Regions from separate parts of the Mus musculus genome. Here region 2 is linked to region 1. The links are chromatin contacts, found by Hi-C in ENCODE. All regions are on one chromosome and are shown on one strand. The core of a region is the stretch at or near the end of the contact, and the rest is flanking DNA. Distances in the headings are between cores, read along the strand shown. Region 1 holds the start of Mat2b (methionine adenosyltransferase II, beta). Region 2 holds the start of Pttg1 (pituitary tumor-transforming gene 1).

Region 1 (3,324 bases), core at 399-2,898:
ACCGTACTCTTATATATAGGCAAGCAAACATTTTCTCACTCTCTTCACAAGGTTGCTCTGAGAATCACACTAATTGTGGAAAATTTTGAGTCTTCCTATTGAGTACATTTTATGATCCCCTCTAGGAAGCAAACTACACACACATCAACCAGAAACTTGAAATATTCTCACTTTTAATTAGGATGAGGGATCTTGGATTTGTCCCTCCCTCGGACTTCTAATTATTATTATAATTTAGTGTTGGGATAGCTAGCCCTTTTAATAACCATAAGACCCGGATTATAAAAAAAAAATTCGAAAAGTAGGGAGCCTTAGGCTGCCTTTGTTTGCTCTTCCAAAGAGTGAGGGAATAAATTCTTTAGTGGGGGGGGGTGGGGTGGGGGGGTGGGAGAAAAACTATCACCTGACTGAGGAAAACTTTTCCCAAGGGGCAGCTTAATCCTTAGTCTAAAAATAAACCAAAAGGATTCTGAAAATGAGGCCTTTGGGGGTAATTCAGGCAGTGGTCACGTTTTGGGGCGAGTTTTGAAATCCCTTATCGTGGGTGTCTGGATGGGAATAGATTGTTGGGTAGAGAGTGGGCGGAGAAAAAGTGTGCCCGGGCTTTTTTTCAGGGTAAATTTCACTGGCTTGCCTGTTGCTGTGCTTCGGAGCTTGTAACCTGCAGGTTACAGTTGAGAGCTGAGTCAGACCCTGCGAGCTGTTGTTTCTGATTAACTTTTGAACAACCACACAGGGCTGGAAGGAGCGCCTGGCATTCCGCCCTTCCTTGGCTCCCTCATTTTAAGTCTTAGCAGCTCCTCCTTGGCTTGGCTCCAGCAGCCCCGGGCGTCGTCGTCCCCTAAGTGAAGCCTCCAAAGGGCAGCCAGGACGCCTGTTAAATCTACTTAAAAGTTGACTGGGCTTGTTAGCACAGTTGAGTTTCTCCTGTGGTTCTGCGGGGGGGGAAATACGAAGAACCTGCCTTTTAGAAAGTAACATTCTCTCCCACACCTTTTTATTTTTAATTAGCTAAAAATAAACAGTTTTCAAACTTCACAGCATTTTTTTTTTAGCATTCCAGAAAAACATAGCTTTCAGGGATGTTAATGACTCTGAGCACAGTCCTATTTTTATTCTTTCTTCTTGCCTTAAAGGACGAACCGCACCTTGCCTAGGTTGGTTGTTCACTCCTGTAACCCTTTGATGCCTTTGGACAAGGAAACTAGAGAGGATCAGAAATTGCAGGTCTTTCTCTGAGCCCAAGGCCAGCCTGAGGTTCGGACTGCCTAAAACCAACTCAGTCCAGCCTTAGCTCTGTGTTCACGGGACAACCCTTACCTTCTTGCCTCCTAACTTTACAGATGTTTTAGTCTATTTTCTATAATACATGCTTGGTTGACTCCTAGGCATTTCGCAGTCTGCAAACCTAGGCGAATCGATTCCTTACCCTTCACTAAGAAGGAATAAGTAGGAGAGATTTTAAAAAAACAAACAAAAAAGCCAACACTCTTAAACCCAAGGAAGCCTGCATCCATCGCTTGGCACCAGTGCCTGCGTTCTAACGCTCTATCTCCTTAAGAACTGGCACATGGGCTGACAGCGTCCCTTGAGGTTCCGCCCCTTTTTGAACGCGTGGCGAGAGGCGGCCAATCAACAGGCGCGGCCAGGGCGGCGGAAGCCGGAAGCGGCAGCCGGGGTCGGCCTGGGCCTAGGGGAGGAGGGCCAAGGGCGCGGGCGCTGCGGCCCCTGGCAGTGCTGCGCTAGTGGAGCTTGCGGTCGCGACTGAAGCGGCGCAAAGACTGCGGGCATGGTGGGCCGGGAGAAGGAGCTCTCCATCCACTTCGTCCCCGGCTGCTGCCAGCTGGTGGAGGTGAGCTTCGGGGCATGGAGCCGGGGTGGCGCCTTTGAGTTTGTTTACCTCTCTCCCTGTAGGGCTGCGCTCACGCCCGCTGCAGCCCGGGGAGCGCGGAGGTGGAGACTCCCGGTGCCTCCCGCCGCCTCCCGCGGGCTGGCTCCCGTTTCAGTAGTCATCATCTTTGTTTTGTGTTCCTGGATCTTTAAGGACAGGGGGAGAGTGACTTTCCATAAATGGCGGTGTCGGCGGGGTCAACTTGGTGAATTCATAGTTTGCACGGGGCGGGTTCCTTGAGGCACTTTTAAGGCTGTCAGGATTTCCGACTGTGCGGTGCTGTGAACGCTCAGGCTCCCTGGTAGGCAGACGGGCACCGCCTCGAGTTTATTCAGGAAGGTTTGAGCAGGAATTCCAGTGTTGGGCTTTTAGCTTCTACGTTTTCTGAACCGCTGTATTTTGCGTGGTGGAAGACTGCTGAAAGAAATTGCATGTCTGGTAAACTTCCCCCAGCATGTTTCCAAGTCTGGTCCACGGTCCCGTGTTTCAAGCCCGTTAAGTACTTACTGACCTACAGAATGTATCCAGCACAGTCGATGAACTAATGTGTCTTGCTGATATAAAAACGCCTAGGATGTGGCCAGTTTTTTTTTTTTTTTTAATGCAAACTTTTAATTTGGGGGAGGGTCCTGTGCTTGCTAGAGTTACTAGAGATAAGGGAGTCCCTATTGAGATGAGGGATTCTTGTTAAGAGTATACCGCCATAAGATTAGGCTATTATTAGGTGAACCTGTAGCGCCTTTTCTTAATTGGCGATTGACTTGGGAGGACGGAGCCCCTGGGCTGTTATAGTCCTGAGTTGTTTAGGAAAGCTGGCTGAGGAATTAAGCAGTTTTCACAAGGCCTGTGTGAGCTCCTGCCTCCAGGGTCTTGTCCTAACTTCCTTCAGGGGCGAACAGTGATGTGGAAATGGTAAGCTAAGTACCTCCTGCCAAACAATGCTTTGATGTTTTCACACAGCAATAGAAACCCAAACTAGAACTCAGTATGTGTTGTCCAGGCTGGCCTTGGACTCAGATGCTTCTGCCTCGAGGAGTGCTGGGATTGAAGATCTGAGCCACCACAACCAGTTGATAATGGGAAATTTTTACATTTGCGTGATGCACATTCAATATTATCTCCAAATGGCTGGGCCTTAGCCAAAGTTCGAATGTATTTGCAGTTCCAGACTGGTGACGGCATGTGACCAAAGGTGTGTGCGTATGAGCATGTATTCGTGTAGGCTTAATGCATTTCCCCAGTTCAGTAAAAGAAAAGTAGAGAGTGGTAAACTGAGTGTGCTAACTCATGTCTGTAATCTCAGTACTCAGGAAGTTTGTAGTGGTGAGGAGATGTGATTGCTTTTTAGGGTGGTTTTTTGTTTGTTTGTTTGTTTTTTCTTTCTGTTGTTGCATTTGTTTGTTTGTTTTAAACAGTCTCACTGTGTATTCATG
Region 2 (3,324 bases), core at 419-2,918, 2.7 Mb before region 1:
GGCCAGCCTGGTCAACAAAGTGAGTTCCAGGACAGCCAGAGCTACACAGAGAAACCCTGTCTCGAAAAACCAAAAACCAAACCAAACCAAACCAATAAAACAAAAACAAAACAACAAAAAACAAAAAAGTCAGGAGCTAGTTCTTTGAGAAAAATCAACAAGATAGATAAACTCTTAGCCAGACTAACCCGAGGGCACAGAGACGGTATCCAAATTAATAAAACCAGAAATGAAAAGAGACATAACAATGAAATATATCTTAAAATAATTATTCCGTTTATTGAATATTAACAGCTAAAAATATTAAACTCATGTTCTACAAACAAACAAAAAGAAGGAGAAGAAGAAGAAGAAAGCAAGCAAGCTTTCTTGATCTACCACTCACCAGTCACACATCAGCATCTCCTGTGGCTCCATAGAGCTGAGGACTTTACAAGCTGTCACAACCTTTGTAGAAAGGGTCTGTCCAGCAGGAGGGGGTGGGGTGGGGTGGGTGAAATTCCTAGTACAAGTATCCCAGTATCAATCATGGAACTTTAGAATGTTTTCAGGAACACACAAAGGAGACTAAGGAACTTTTATGTTAATTAAATATAATCACACACATAGCAGAAAGTGTGCAGGGGGAGGCTCCAATGTTATTATTAACAATGCTTATTTCAATGGGAAGTCCTGGGCTCTTGAATAATCTCCATTCTTTGTCTTCAAACCTGCCAAATTTCCACAAGTTCTAAAAATAAGCAGAGATTAACTACTACTTAAGAGGCAAAGGCAGGCAGATGTCTTAAGTTCCAGGCCATCCTGGTCTACATAGTGATTCCCAGGACAGCCAGGGTCTTCTTCAAGATCAGTAAGTGCTTGTAACTGCCCAGGAATCTCTCCAGTCTTGGATAGGTTTTGGTGGGGGCCGATCCAAGACCCAAACCATCTTCTCAGTAGATTAGTGCCTCTGACTTTGACTTGAAGATTTAAGGTCTGGATTAAACCTCTTGGCTTCTTCAGTTAAGTTTTTATGTACATGTTGGTCTCTTCTACTACTTATTCCTTTTTAGTCTTCTCCAAACTCCAGTATCTACTGCGCAGGCCTGTTCCCCTAGAGATTACACTCTGGCTACTCTGATCTGAGCTCTGAGGCAGGAGAATCTTGAGTCAGAAGCAGGCCTGGGCTAGTGAGTTTCCGAAAAGCCTGAACTGGGTAGTAAGAGACTTTTTCAAAGAAGCCAAAACCATAAAAGTGAGCCTGGAGCAGTGGCACAGCCACTAATCTAGTCCTTGGAAGACCGGAAGCAGTCTCAGGAGTTAAAAGTGATTGTCATTCACCATCCATTGCACAGTTCAAGGACAGTCTGAGTCCTGTGAAAACCTGTTTCCAAAAAAAAAAAAAAAAAAAAAAAAAAAGCCCTTCAAATTTAAAGGGACAAGACGTTTATTGGGTGAGTACCTTCTCGCAGGTCCATGTCGTGGCAAACAAAAAGCCTCTCACAGGAGTTTTGGACAATGTACGATTCTAGTTTGTTTGTTTGTTTTTTTTTTTTTTTGGTTTTGTTTAGTTTTGTTTTCCTTAATACTTTGGAGACAGACGCGAGAGCTGGGCGGTGGCTGAAAACTTCCGTTGCTCCCATTGGTTCTCAGGCTGTAGGCCCCACCTCCTCTCGGAGGGACCAATTGAGTTACAGTTTAAACTGCGGTGTGCCGGGTCGTTGGTGGCGCAGTCTTCGGTGAGTTTAGCTGTGAGCTCGTCGTGGGTGAGGGCGTCTTGGGCGAGCTTGGGGTGGCGGGGAGGGCAGACCCGGGACTGGAGGTTGAAGCAGGGTCGGGACGTGTGCTTCACTCGGCCCCGCGTCCCGAGGCGCTCTTGTCGTGCTCGACCCACAGCAACGCTGTTTTTACTTTTCTTCTTCCCTCCCCACTTCAGGATCTCAAGCAGCCCTGGCTGGTCTTGAACTTGTTATGTAGCAGGAGGCCAAATTTGAGCATCCTCTTGGCTTCTCTTTATAGCAGAGATTGTAGGCTGGAGACAGTTTTGATGGGTGCCAACATAAACTGATTTCTGTAAGAGTTGAGTGTTTTATGACCCTGGCGTGCAGATTTAGGATCTGGATTAAGCCTGTTGACTTCTCCAGCTACTTATAAATTTTTGTGCATAGGTGCCCTGGGTAAAGCTTGGTCTCTGTTACTGCGTAGTTTTTCCAGCCGTCCTCAATGCCAATATCCTAATATTCAGGTCTCTCCCTTAGAGTAATCCAGAATGGCTACTCTTATCTTTGTTGATAAGGATAATGAAGAACCCGGCCGCCGTTTGGCATCTAAGGATGGGTTGAAGCTGGGCACTGGTGGTAAGTATTTCCTGCCTTGAGATACACAGGTGTTGTGAATGGTCCCAGCCTACAGTTCCCAATGTAACCTAGGGGGGCCTTGAACTTCTGATCCTTTGACTCCACCTGCCCAGTGCAGTGATTACAGGCATGGGCCACCTTGCCTGGCTTATGCACTGCCGGGAATGGAACTTGGAGCTTTTCAAATGCTACTAAGTCACGTGTCCAGGCGCTCTGCTTAAATCGGTTTTTTGAGACATAGCTTTAACTGGCCTGGGATTTGCTATGCAGATCAGGCTGGCCTTGAACTCAGGAGATCCACTTACCCCTGACTCCTAAATTCTGGGATTAAAGGCGTGCGCCATGGTGCCTATGTTCATACTTATTGTCTTAATGAGGTTATTTAGAGTGCTAAGTAACTGCCCCAAATGAGGCACAGGTTTGTGTGTAAGAATTGAGTTAAGTTGTATGGCCTAATCTTTAAGAGCAATACATTTATTACCTTTATTTGTGTATGTGTGGGGTCACACGCATGCCGTGGTGTGCCTGTGGAGGTCAGAGGACAACCTGTGGAAATTGGTTTTCCTTATACTGTGTGGGTTCTGGGGACTGAATTCAGGTTGTCTGGTTTAGCCGAAAGCTCCTTTATTTACCCACTGAGTCTGTGATTTTTTTTTTTTTTTAATGATTATCCCTTTTTCAACAGTCAAGGCCTTAGATGGGAAATTGCAGGTTTCAACGCCTCGAGTCGGCAAAGTGTTCAATGCTCCAGCCGTGCCTAAAGCCAGCAGAAAGGCTTTGGGGACAGTCAACAGAGTTGCCGAAAAGCCTATGAAGACTGGCAAACCCCTCCAACCAAAACAGCCGACCTTGACTGGGAAAAAGGTGAGTGCGGGCTATGAACATGAATATTTGTACATGTGTTGGCACTTAAGAAAAGTTTATTATTTTTATTCATGTATACGTAGCTGTAGATGAATACTGCATGTGTGCAGTTACATAAGGAGGC

Evidence for each region. A loop is a pair of places that touch in the nucleus more often than their neighbours do.
Region 2: a map of regulatory T cell shows a loop between it and region 1 (5-fold over the local background). The contact joins the promoter of Pttg1 here to the promoter of Mat2b in region 1. A Hi-C loop is called at or near these places in 2 of 37 maps with a recorded cell type or tissue (Patski and regulatory T cell).

The regions. Positions count from the first base shown.
Region 1 is chr11:40,691,006-40,694,329 of GRCm38, reverse strand. Mat2b (methionine adenosyltransferase II, beta) reads left to right here and starts at 1,648. Exons shown (of 7, transcript NM_134017.2): 1 at 1,648-1,852. The coding sequence starts at 1,790.
Region 2 is chr11:43,424,595-43,427,918 of GRCm38, reverse strand. It overlaps Pttg1 (pituitary tumor-transforming gene 1), which reads left to right and starts at 1,668. Exons shown (of 6, transcript NM_001131054.2): 1 at 1,668-1,718; 2 at 2,238-2,336; 3 at 3,022-3,200. The coding sequence starts at 2,249.